3 separate regions of the Homo sapiens genome follow, and all the other regions are linked to region 2. The links are chromatin loops, found by intact Hi-C in ENCODE. Cell type or tissue: MCF 10A. All regions are shown on one strand. Each heading gives the region's core, and the rest is flanking DNA. Links, peaks and the distances in the headings are about the cores only. Region 1 has its middle 290 kb from the start of LINC01318. Region 2 overlaps LINC01317 (long intergenic non-protein coding RNA 1317). Region 3 has its middle 110 kb from the start of LINC01320.

Region 1 (4,400 bases), core at 650-3,149, 250 kb after region 2:
AGAAGCTTTTTATTGTTTTATTTAACAAACACTGACATTGCACCTAGTATGTGACATATACTATGTTAAGCACTTTATTCACTAATTTGTATTTAGTATAAATATTAACTTACAATCCCATGAAGTAACTATGATTTTGTTTTTATTTTACAGGTTAAAAGCGTGAGGTACAGAGAAGTTAAGTTTTTACTCAAAGTCACATAGATATTAAATGCTGGTGCTAGGTTCAAACTTAGGAAATCTGGTTCTGAGTCCCTCCAGAGCCCATGTTTTTTATCACTATGCTAAAATCCCTCCTATAGACTATTACATATTGCATTATGGATATATTGCAATGCTTAAAACATTACAGTATTTTGGTGTTTACATATCTATCTCTCTACTAAGCTTCCTGAAAACAGAAACTGTTTAATTTCGTTTCCCAGATTGCTGGCTTAGCACCTGACATGAAATGGGTATTCAATAAATGCTTGTTGAATTGAATTGAGTTAAGATTAAAGCCAATTTGTTTGTCTTTCCTCTGCTGATAAATGGACTTGCATGGCAGTTGTTTGCCTTGAGGTTTGTTTCTATAAACTCAGTGGGAGAAAAGGTAAGAAGATAAAAGCAAGTTAGCTCAGCAAAAAAGAAAGACTAGTAAATGATCAGAAAACACCATTAAATACTATCACAGAAGTTCTTTTCAGGAATGAATATTTACTTTAGCCATCTAGTGGGGGAGATAGAAGTTTACACAATAATAGGGTGACTAGGAAGCCTTGTGTCAATAGTGCAATTTGTTTACTGAATAAATCAAAGAGTCGTATACACAATTTGTACACTTTGAACATTGTTAAATGAAGTTGACCTGTATTCTTTGGAAAGGGAAATGCTGCTTCTGATAGAAATCCTGATAGCTCAAGTAGAAAAAGCTGAACTAATTGAATCTTCAAAGGAAAAAAAAAATTACAAATCCCTTTAGAGGGAAAAATATAATAAAAGAGGATAAAACCAAAATAATCATTTAGGCTTTATCATTATGGATTATGAATATTCTCATGGAAGCATTTGGCACTAATGAGCTCTAATAGGACTATAGTATTACAAAGCTGTCGTCATGGCAATTAATAATACATATGATCTCCACTGAAATATCAAATAAATCTATGGTAAAATGTATATTGGACTTGAGTAAATGCCAAATGGGTGTAATGGTGAGAGGCATTGATGATGGAAAGATAGCACTGCCTTTTCTCTTATGTAATTCAGTATTCAGGTAAATAAACACACTTCATGTTATAAATGATTGGCTTCTAGTTCTTCCGTCAATGAGTAAGAATTCAATCATATAAAACTACTACAGCTTAATATTCAGTAAAGTAATAGACTCAAAATCAGAATTGTTGAGATGAAAGCACCTTCAAAGTAGGTTATGTTCAAATTCCCACCCAATATAGACGTTTTTTTGCTTCTACAATATTCCTTAAAAATAGTTATTCATTCTCACTAGTTCTACCCATCAGGAAATGTAATACTTTATACAATAATCCTTTCCATTTTTGTCCAGCTTTAGTTTTCAGAGGGGCCAATGAATAGAGCAATATTAATTTAGATCTCACTTGAAGTTCAGCGTTAAAATTCTTCTACACATTTTAAGAAATGAAAAAAGTTTGCAAATAAAATGCATATTTGCTACTCATAAGAAGACTTGCTGCAGTAATCTATAAAGAGGAATCTGTAAATATATTATTAACAACGATTTTTATAAAAAATGGATCAGATAATTTCATATGATTCTTATTCCTTTGGTTAGTCTTAATTAAAACTCTACCTACAACACTTTGTTGGTAATAGAGTTAATGTATTTCTGAAGAATAGAATCCTTTTTATGCAATCTTTAATTCAGCTGTTATTAATATTCATAATATTTGTCTCACTTTGAAAACACCTAGGCTTTGTAATACTTAAATTATTGGAGTGGAGTGCTTAAATTATTCTAAGCAGTGTCTCTCTCCCAAAATGCTTGGAACCTAGTTTTCTGTTTAGCTGGCTCTTTCTGAATGCTGAATGTAGAGGGAGATCCCTTTGTTATCTATGGATTTTGTACTATTACATGCATCATTGTAATACTATGGAACAAGAGTTCAGAACAATGAAATCATTGATGACATCCTAAAGACTTTACATTTAAAAAGCTGAAATAAAACTTACTTTCACTTCTTTGCATTATGATGGACTTAACAAACATTCATTTGGTGTCTGCTATGCACCAGACAGCACTCCTAATACCTCATACTCAACAACATGGGGTTGTTAATACCTCAAAAACTAGGGGTATATAAGTGTTGGAAGCAAAGAAAAAGAAAACAAAACTATGTAATATTCTCTGTAGTAAGCACTTAAAATGGACAAAACTAGTTGCTAAGTGTTTTAAATGCATCTTCTATTATTAAATACATCTCTTACTAGCATTTATTAAATCCTTACCATATGGCAGGTACCATAGTAAATGTTTATAGATATGCGTTTATTCCTCACAACAATCCTATAAAATAGATACAATTGTGGCTGTTGTTTTATCCATTTTATAGATGACAGAAGTGAGGCACAGAGAAGCTTGTGGCATTTTCAAGGATATACAGCACCTTGGTGGCACTGCCAGAAATACATGGCTACTCCATGAACTGTTACGAATACAAACTTCAAATGACCACTTTTTAATTAAATAATTGGAAACATCTACAGGAGAGTCTTCTATCTTTTTTGCTTTAAAGTACAGGCAGCAACAGTACAAAGTAAGAAAGCCATTTTCTAGGAAAGGTGAAAAATAAAACTAGAGGATTCGAAACGGAAATCAGGTTTGATGATAGAGATAATAAAATTTTCTGAAATTTTAGTGAGAACTTGAAAGAGAATATGTAAAGAGGAAAATGATTCAGTAACATCCCTTTAAGACATAAAGTCAGGATATAAATCTCATAATTAGGAGAAAAATGTAAATTGTTTTGTGGTAGATAGTGTGGCTTAAGTTCAGCTGGTTCAAGTTCAGCCCCATAATTAAAAAAAAATGACACAAAGCATGAGTCTTCGATGTCATTTCAATCATAATGCGAAGCAGTTCAATTCACAAACTGTGGTAGTCAGAAGCAGCATTAATTATCCCCTGGGTATCTTTGTCCTCATAGCATAGCACGGGAATATAAGGATTAAAGACAAGATGGGTCTGGTAATGAGGAAAATTCTCTCAAGTGAAGAGATCATTTTTGGGATAACTATTTGTTGGCTCTTGTGCCAGACAATTTAAACACTGCCAGGTCTAACTTTTAGAATACATTTACAGATAAGTCAACTGAGGCTGTGATTTCACAGTGACACAATAAAGTAGAATCAGGTTAAAATCCAGGAGGAATTCTTGTACACCTGCAGGGACACACACATTTCTCTAAAACCTTTCATTCTATTACTCAAGGCTTTTCCTGTTCTACCTCTGTTGGTGATTTATCTCTCTTTAAATACTTTTTCCTAAGTTAAACATACCCATGACTAGACTCAGTCCTCTAGGAAGGGTTTAATCTGGGCTATATAACAGGATAATAAAGCTCCTGTGAGATACTTCATTGTTTAATGGTACAAAGAAAATGAATGATGAGTATGAATTTGCCAACATTGAAGGGCATTCTGCCTATATGTGAATTAAATCTGACAGATCATCATATGCAAGAAATGCCCACACCACCTAAAAATGTGCTTATGTTCGAGAAATGAGATCTATGTTTAGCTGTCAAATAGAATTAGGTGAAGAGAGGATGCAGAACTGTCAAAAACTTGTAGGCTGACAGTGTTTATTCAATGCAGATTGTAAAACAAGACAATTATTACCAGAGAGGCTTTCTCTCTCTGTGGACCTGGATTGGTAGCACGCTATCACCAAAGCATCAACCTGCTTTGGTCATAGTTCAAAAAAATCACTGGCCATCATAAGAAACTTGAATTTCCTTCTAGATAAGGTCAAGAAAGAACAAAATTAGAATTTGTAACTTTAGAAATAGATTTAAGAAATGTTCAGAATAGAGGGGCCATTTGGTATACACATCAAAAACAATTCCTAATTACATTATACATTTAACAACAAATGATTGAGTAGAAGATAAATTTCACCAATGGGATGACCGAGAAGCCCTCTGCAGATTCATTTGACTGATTTAATATGGGGATATACTAAAAGCACAACGCATATTTACAAGGCTATTGTACAGCAAGCAAACTGTGAATTGTGTGAGTGGCCATTGACTCTTTGTGAGGCTTTAAGCCATTTTGATGGCAGAACTGTGGGCCTTTTAGGTTCCCGGGCAACATTAAATAAGCATGGATGCTAATATTGGCAAGGGCCCTAAACAGATCATGCAGGGTAAAACCTGGTG
Region 2 (4,400 bases), core at 1,198-3,697:
TGGCTCATGGTTCCACAAGGTGTACAGGAAGCATGGCAGCATCTGCTTCTGGGGAGGCCTCAGGGAGTTTTACTCATGACAGAAGGCAAAGCAGGATCAGGCATATTACATGGCAGGTGCAGGACTGGGGGTGGCGGAAGTACTAACACATTTTTAAACAACCAGATCTCGCGAGAACTTTATCACTATATAGTACCAAGAAGGCAGTGGTGCTAAACCGTTCATGAGAACTCCACCCCCATGATCCAATCACCTCCCACCAGGCCCCGCCTCCAACAGTAGGGAATTATGATTTGACATGAGATTTGGTGGGGACACAGATCCAAACCATACCAGTTCCTGTTGCATAGAATGTTGGGAAAGGTAGCATGCTTTGCACTGAACCTACACCCCACCAAAGGATCACAATTTAAATTAGCAATTAAAAAACTCTAAGCCTTCATAAAAACAGGTATTTCTCAGCTAACTTGTCCATAGACACTACTTTTACCCTCCTCAGTGGCTCTGTGGACATCTAATTGTAATCCAAGAAAATAAAGTTGCTGAAATACACTTTGAGGAATGCTAGATAGATTAGCAAGGCATTTAATAACAAGGGTTGTAATTATTTGTTCTAGGCAGAGTTCTTCTAATTGGGGTGGGTGAATTGGGAGAATAAACGTTGATTGAGCACTCGTTACAAATGGAACAGTGCACAACATCTCTTCTTAATGTTTAGCTGTTCCTAGAAGAGAGAGAATCTGAATCCTATTTTGCAAATGCAGATGCTGGGGTTCAAGAGAATAAAACGTCTACAGGCAGTCATGTAGCCTATCACATACAAGGTCTGGGCCCTTGGCACTACTTAACGTGCACTCTCATGTATAGAACCCTCAAAAACAAAATTGCTGACAGCACATTTTCACTTTTGTTATGAAAACATAGATTTCAAGAAAGGGCCCTGTAGAAGTTCTTGGAGAAAAATTAAGAGCCTATTCAAGTCTTCAAGTGAAGCTTTGAATATTGTAGGTTAGGCAGGGACACATCAATACTTTTATTAACTAGGGCCACTGAGGTTGAGAATGATGAGTGCTAGTTGAGCTGGATGTCAGACCAGAATACCGTCTGCCTTTTGAGATGAAATGACCACCTCCAGCTCCTAAAAAGAAACTGTTCCCAAGCTTTATTAATGTTCTGACTCCATCATTTGGATCCTGACTGGGTATGTGCCGCCTTGTGAGATTTTGATTAAAATTGTGCCTTCTGGAATTTTCTCCTTAAAGAAAAGGTAAGTACTCAACCAATCTCTGAAACATGCGTCAGCAATAGTTGATAAATACTTTAAAGATTTTATTTCCCTGAGATATACTGTAAGCAGAACAATTTAGGGAAATAATTTCTTAGGGGAAAAAAACTTATAGCTAGTTTACTGAGGACTCTGACGTATAATGGTAGTCTATATTTTGAGGACTGTCTTCTCTGTATTATATTTTAGGCCTTTTTTTGGAAAAATTGCTCTTGTGCTATAACCTGCTGGAGTGATTTTGAATAATAGTGTTAAGAAAAGGCAGTTTGTTGAGGTTCAGGGTTTTATTTGTTTCAGTTAGTAGGGAGAGCAGTATTAATATGTATTACAATTGCACAGTAAGAAAAACAGGATGTGTTTATTTTTTCCATGGGTATGATATATGATGTGGTTTCAAATCTCAAATGTTACTCAATTTCATATATACGGGCATTTAATCAAGATGGACTTTAAAATATCACATATGATATTACCAATTACTGTTACCATGAAAGGTGAGGAAGATTTCTTTAGTTGAATTATTTATAACCAAAATGGCCCAGATACAGGCTTGCTGCATGCTTTCTCCAGGAAAATGCCTCAGTCACCTTGTCATTGAATGACTGAGCCTTATTTCCCCTGTATTTCATTGTACTCCAACCAGCTCAGCCAAGCACAAAAGTGCAACCCCACAGACAACAGTTCATTGCACTTGGCAAGTCTTCCCATTAAGCAGGAATGTTTACCGTATTTATATTTGTGTATGTACTGTACTCATAAACATGCAAGCTGTACTCATTTCTGTTATGATTTGTGGCTTCTAAAATCAATCAGTCACCTAGATAACAGGCTACCTGGTTTCTTCCCATGCTATGATGAGGTATGAGTATATCTGTCTATGTGTATAGCTCAATGAGATTATTCTCATTTACTGCTACTCATTAGAATTCCTTAGCAATCTTAAAAAAGAACAAAAGCGGGATATTAACAGAACAATTACATCAGAATATCTGGCAGTGGGATGAGGGTATAATTATTTACTTACGTACTTGTTTTAGACTTTTTATTTTGGAATATCTTTAACATATATGTGGAAGTGAAAAAAATAAAATAATGAATCTACAGGATGATGTAACCATTGCTCAGCATCGACAATGTCTGATTCATTGTTAGACTTGTTTTATATATAGCCAACCCCACTTTCACTAACCCTTCCTTTGGGCTATTTGGATAGAAGTCCTAGCTATGACTTCATCTGAAAAATATCTTAGTGTGGATGTATGTGTAGTTAAAAGAGGATAATTCATTGAAAACTTGTAATACCATTAGGACACCAAAAGTTTAACTTACTTCTTTTGTATAATCAAATATCCTGTCAATGTTCGCACTTCCCAGATTGTCCCATATATTTATAATTTGTTGGCTCAAATCAGAATTCAAAGAAGGTATATTTATTGAGATCGGTTAATGTGTTTCTCACATCTTTTAAAATCTATAGCCTACGTCTCCATCTCTTTTTCTTGCAAAAAAGAGAGTGAGTCATTTGTTTGCAGTTTTCCAAAGGGTTAGGAATAATTGAATTTCTGTTACATCATTTCATGTGTTCCTCTGTTCTCTTTATTTCCTGTAAATTGATAGTTAGAGCTAAAAGCTTGGTAGAATTTAAATTGGATCACTTTGGAAAGATTGTTTTGTAAATGTTATTGGGCACACCCATCATTAGGCAAAATATTTCTGGTTGTTTCTCTTTTTGAGATATTAACAGCCTCTGATGATCAATGCCCAGACCCATTTTTGAATTAGTTTACAAAGTGATGCTATTCTAATTCAATTTTTCCTTTTACTTACTAGCTGCAATAGTTCATTCTATAATGAAGTTTTCCATCATCAACTATCTAATTACCCTGAGATTATATAGTTTATACAGTAAAGAAAGGAAAACTCCTTGATTCTTTTCTCTTATTTGCTAGTTTTCAAATGAGACCACATACCAGTTTCTTCCAATGAGGTTTAAAATTTGATATGATGAATGCATGAATTCTTAAATATGTGATATATTTTAATACTTGCAAATATTTTTCTTATTTGTGCTTAAATTGTCTCAACAATGGCCAGGGTATCCTCTTCATTTTGGATTCTGAGCCCTTTGGACACAATCCTAATAGTCACTGCTTTCTTGCTTTCTGGTATGAAGGCTCATCTTAAACATTCCTAAAAACAGCCATTTCTCTAAGAAGCCCTAGTTCCTTTTATGAGGAAATGTAATTAGAGACACAGATCTGATAGCTTGACATGCTCATTGTTACTAGATTGCTCATTTTAGAGCAGTTCACAGTAATATTGAGCAGAAGATACAGAGATTTCCCATGTACCTCCTTCCCCAACACGTGCACAGCCTCTCTTGTTACCAACATTCTCCACCGGAGTAGTGCATTTGTTACAATCTATGAACCTACCTTGACACATCATTATCACCCAAAGTCCATAGTTTACATTAGGGTTCACTTTTGGCATATAGTCTATAGGTTTGGACAAATGTATGATGACATTATCCACCATTATAGTATTATACAGCGTAGTTTCATTGCCCTAAAAATTCTCTGTGTTCTGCCTGTGTATCCATCTTCCCACTCAAACCCTGGCAACCACCAGTCTTTTAATTGGCTCTTTAGTTTTGACTTTTCAGAATGTCCTGAGGTTGGAATCCTACAGTATGTAGTCTTTTCAGATTGGCTTTTTTTCACTTAGTAATACGCATTTAAGTTTCCTGTATATCTTTTCATGGCTTGATAGCTCTTTTCATTTTAGTATTGCATAATATTTTACCTTCTGGATATATTACAGTTTATTCACCTACTGAAGACATCTTGGTTGCTTCCAAGTTTTGACAATTATAAATCAAACTGCTATAAACACTCATGTGCAGGTTTTTGTGTGGACATGTTTTCCACTCCTTTTGTTAAGTACCAAGGAGCTTGATTGCTAGATTCTATGGTAAGAATCTATTTAGTTTTGTAAGAAACTGCTAAGCTGTCCTCCAAAGTGGCTGTACCGTTTTGCATTCCTACCAGCAATGAATGAGTTTCTGTTGTTCCACATTCTTGCTGGCATGTGGTGGTGTTGTTTCTGGATGTTT
Region 3 (4,400 bases), core at 744-3,243, 470 kb after region 2:
GGACAAGGGGACTGGGCCTTTATGCCTCAATACTGAGAAGTGACTGTATGTGGACTGTGCCAGGAAGAAATGTGACATGGGCAAGCCCCAGGGCAAGTTTTAGAGAGGGACTCAGCTGGGAGCTGTAGATAACTCATATTTTATCAGCTGAGGGAATAAGTCCCTTCAGTCCTTAAAGCAGAGACTGGGAGGACCTGAAAGCAGAATGCCATAGCATCCACCATACCAGAGGTACCCATGCCTCCTGCTCAGACCTTTATTATAGAACTTGGCAGTTTGCACAATGGCTACTTGTTCCCATTTCCTGTTCACCACACTAGGCTGTTTTTGAATGAGTGAGTTTGGGAGTTGGGCTTATGGATCAGGAGAAGGTGTGGTATGCATCCCAATGCAGTAAAAGTAGCTTGTGCTAGCCCTACCTTCATTCAGTATAAAAATGTAACTACTTCTATATAACCGATGGATAGCATTGATCTACATATTTGATTACTAGTTTTAAATAAGATTGGCTTCTGTTTCCCAATAATTAAAAATGTGATTAAAACTCCACAAAGCTTTCAATAGGTGATATTTATGTTTCTCCTTAATAAAAGAATTAGCTTTTTAATAACATTAGTAGAATACTAGTGTGCACTTATGAGAAAGAGACACTTTGTCATACAAAAATTTGGGCAAAAGAATGGAAAATAATATTAGATGCCTTTAGTGCCTCGAAACATACTTAGATTCCCTCTTGCTTCTATAAGAAAACATTATTACACGATCAAAGACATATATTGAAAGAAAAAAGCTGTGGCTTTTGAATGCAGCTCATTTAGTTCTGTTCATTAGATGCTAAAGTATAATTAGTTCATTATTATGAATGAAACTGTTCAGGAAATGTAACAGAGTTTTCATAGAAATATATTTAGCATAGCATGCAATTAGTAATTTACGGTTTATACTATTCATCATCAGTCAGTTGATGTCAACATTAAAATTTCATCTTGAACACTGCCTGGCTTCTCTTTGTTTAACTTTAAACTTGAAAGTTAAATTTTAGATGTTTTATTCCTAATTATTAAGTTTTAAGCAAATGATTATATAACTATGAGGTACCAAAGTATTTATGGCCTGAAGCTCAGAAATAATTTGACAAACCAAGGGACACCTGGAGCTACCAGAAACTGGAAGAAGCAAGGAAGGATTCTCCCCAGAACCTTCAAAGAGATACCGTGACACCTTAATTTTGGACTTCTGGCTTCCAGAACTGTAAGAGAATAAATTTGTTAAGTCCTAGGAAATGAATACAGATTTCTATGCCCTCCTAAATGATTGTTTTTAAATAATTAATCAATACTTATTTATACAACTTCCCTCTGTGATATTTGAGGGTTTGGGGGCTTAGAGATCAACCAGCTCTATGTTAACAAGTTTTGGGGCTGCTAGATCCCAGAAAGCCAGCGTACACTTGCTGGGCTCGCTGTAGCACCCAGGGAAACTGAAGCAGCCTGGCACAGGTTTTTACATTGGATGAAACAGAATTCAGGTTTGTAGTGAGTTCTTACAATTTTATGTTGCCTCAGCATCCATTTTAAATATAGATTGGATTTTCTCATATCAGAACTGGGGCTTAGTCACCCTTCAGTTTCCAGTTCTCCACCTTCTCCCAGTTCCTAAAGGTGGTCGACCCAGATATCTGCCTTATAAAACTGCCTCCTGGTGACCATCTCCCTATGGGACAGCTAGATACAACCTATACGACTTGCCCCATTGACCCCCACACGCTGCATGGACTGAGCAGATAGGCTGCAGTGACCACCCCTCAGTTACAGCGTGACTCCATGGAGCTCCTGTCTGCTTGCTCTAAATCTACCAATTAGAACTCTCCAAAGGAAACCTTTGTGGGTGACACCCTGGATCCCAATAAAGCCTCTGGCCCATAGGTCTCTCGCTTTCTTTCTCTTGCTCTCCACCTTCTGGTTGGGCTCACATGTCCAGAGCAGCTTCCCTTTCCCATAGGCTCTACGAGGTCTGCTGCCCTCTTCTGTCTGTGATTTGTAAGCAATACTGTTTCTGTTACTTCATGTGTTTTGCTGTGCTGCCTCTTCTGTGTCTCACCTGACCCGCACTCCCAAACTTAACTCTCCTCCTGGTCAGGGCTCCCCTAGAGGGTGGCTACCTTGGTAGGAATAAACTGGACATAGGTCAAAAAATAGCTGTAAAGGTGTCTGCCAGGATGAAAAAGTTTTCTGTGCAAGGCATACCTGGTCATGGATGAGACACTTATGCATTAGGCCATCCACCAGAAAGAAAAAGTGTCCCATGAAAGACACGTTGTGAATATCCATGATCACATCCCCTGGAGCCCCATCAGGGCAGGGCTATAATTATACCCACTTTCAAAAGAGACCTCAAGACCAAATCACAGGAAGTATACAAGGCTGTTTGTAAATCTCATCCACAAACTGGGACCCCACATTTTTCTCCTTCAAAACAAAGTTCTCCACACTTTGATTAAGAATACTTAGCTCTGCCGGGTGCCATGGCTCATGCCTGTAATCCCAGCACTTTGGGAGGCTGAGGCAGGCGGATCGCGAGGTCAGGAGATCAAGACCATCCTGGGTAACACAGTGAAACCCCGTCTCTACTAAAAATACAAAAAATTAGCCGGGTGTGGTGGTGGGCACCTGTAGTCCCAGTTACTCGGGAGGCTGAGGCAGGAGAATGGTGTGAACATGGGAGGCGGAGCTTGCAGTGAGCCGAGATGGCGCTACTGCACTCCAGCCTGGGTGACAGAGCGAGACTCCGTCTCAAAAAAAAAAAAAAAAAAAAAAAAGCTCAAGTGTTTTATTTTAGAGGTGAAGAAATTAAAACTCTTAAGCTGTAAATATGTATCCACAGTAACACCACGGTTAATTTTGGGCCCATGTATTCGGGTTCTTACTACTTTCTACACCCCATTGGCCCATTGGTTAGGAGGACAATTAAGTCTGATACTGAAACATAAACATTGGTAGCTCAATCAAGTATAATCACTTATATTTGGAAAACAATATTTGTAAATGTGTATTTACATTTATCTTTACACGTTTTCTACTTTCAAACTTTATGATGTTAACTGCGACACTATGAAGATTAACAAAACACGTAGATTACCCTTTACACACTCTACATTTTTGCTACAATCATGATATTTAATCATTATAATAACTTCAGATAAAGTCATTTTCCCAAAGTAAATGGCAGGGCTGGAACTCAAACATTTACTTTCTAGCTCCCAGCCCATTTTTTTCCCTACTGGAATAGCAGCAAAATGTAGTACAAGTAGGGTGACCATGTAATTAATTGTTAAAAGCTGGGTCATTTTAAGAGTGAAGGAAGCATTATTTATAAATACACTGGGACAAGTGGTGTAAACCAGGACTATGCTGATGAAACAGAATATAAAAAATAAGAAGTCTGGGAGATTACTTCGTTTCTTTTAAGCTGAATTTTGAACATTACAAAATTGTAATTTTGTAATTACATTGAACCCGCCAACGTCCTAGTATGTAATGCAGTTCTGATTAAGAAAAAGGCATCTCTTTAAGTTATGCACTGGAGCATTCACTCTCAACACTGTGGTGGAAGCAACAATGCATGCCAAGATAGAGCGTACTACAAATATTTGTAAGAATACCTTGAGTGCTCCTTGAGAAATCAGACTTAATGGGAGATACCCATAATTTTTTTTAGGTTAACTCAAGATGTGGTCCTCTCAGTAGCTATGCATTTTGTAAAGTTCTTGCTCTCTTCTTCCAGCACAGTTGGGCTGATTTTCCTTTGTGATTCTTAAATCCTTCATGCATACCTTTTTAGAGTACTGAATTTATTATACTGTATTTTTTTAAAAAAATTATTATGTTTTGCTGTGCAGAAGCTCTTTAGTTTAATTAGATCCCATTTGTCAATTTTGTCTTTTGTTGCCATTGCTTTTGGTGTTTTGGACATGAAGTCCTTGCCCACGCCTATGTCCTGAATGGTAATGCCTAGGTTTTCTTCTAGGGTTTTTATGGTTTTAGGTTTAACGTTTAAATCTTTAATCCATCTTGAATTGATTTTTGTATAAGGTGTAAGGAAGGGATCCAGTTTCAGCTTTCTACATATGGCTAGCCAGTTTTCCCAGCACCATTTATTAAATAGGGAATCCTTTCCCCATTGCTTGTTTTTCTCAGGTTTGTCAAAGATCAGATAGTTGTAGATATGCGGCATTATTTCTGAGGGCTCTGTTCTGTTCCATTGATCTATATCTCTGTTTTTGTACCAGTACCATGCTGTTTTGGTTACTGTAGCCTTGTAGTATAGTTTGAAGTCAGGTAGTGTGATGCCTCCAGCTTTGTTCTTTTGGCTTAGGATTGACTTGGCAATGCGGGCTCTTT

What was found. Peaks named below come from ENCODE experiments on the same cell type or tissue, not always from the same donor. Only the 100,000 strongest peaks of a DNase experiment are listed, where the experiment ranks them.
Region 1: it touches region 2 in a loop (2.4-fold over the local background); 4 of 110 quality-filtered maps call a loop at or near these places.
Region 3: it touches region 2 in a loop (5-fold over the local background); 11 of 110 quality-filtered maps call a loop at or near these places.

The regions. Positions count from the first base shown.
Region 1 is chr2:34,353,177-34,357,576 of GRCh38, forward strand. No RefSeq gene overlaps it. Among named protein-coding and RNA genes, the nearest start is that of LINC01318, 290 kb to the left of the region's middle. In MCF 10A, for the core only: no CTCF peak of the experiment used is centred there; no DNase peak of the experiment used is centred there.
Region 2 is chr2:34,102,760-34,107,159 of GRCh38, forward strand. The region is part of intron 4 of LINC01317 (long intergenic non-protein coding RNA 1317); the gene reads left to right. Among named protein-coding and RNA genes, the nearest start is that of LINC01318, 38 kb to the left of the region's middle. In MCF 10A, for the core only: no CTCF peak of the experiment used is centred there; a DNase peak (open chromatin) is centred at 2,422.
Region 3 is chr2:34,568,673-34,573,072 of GRCh38, forward strand. No RefSeq gene overlaps it. Among named protein-coding and RNA genes, the nearest start is that of LINC01320, 110 kb to the right of the region's middle. In MCF 10A, for the core only: a CTCF peak has its summit at 1,987 (motif pointing left); no DNase peak of the experiment used is centred there.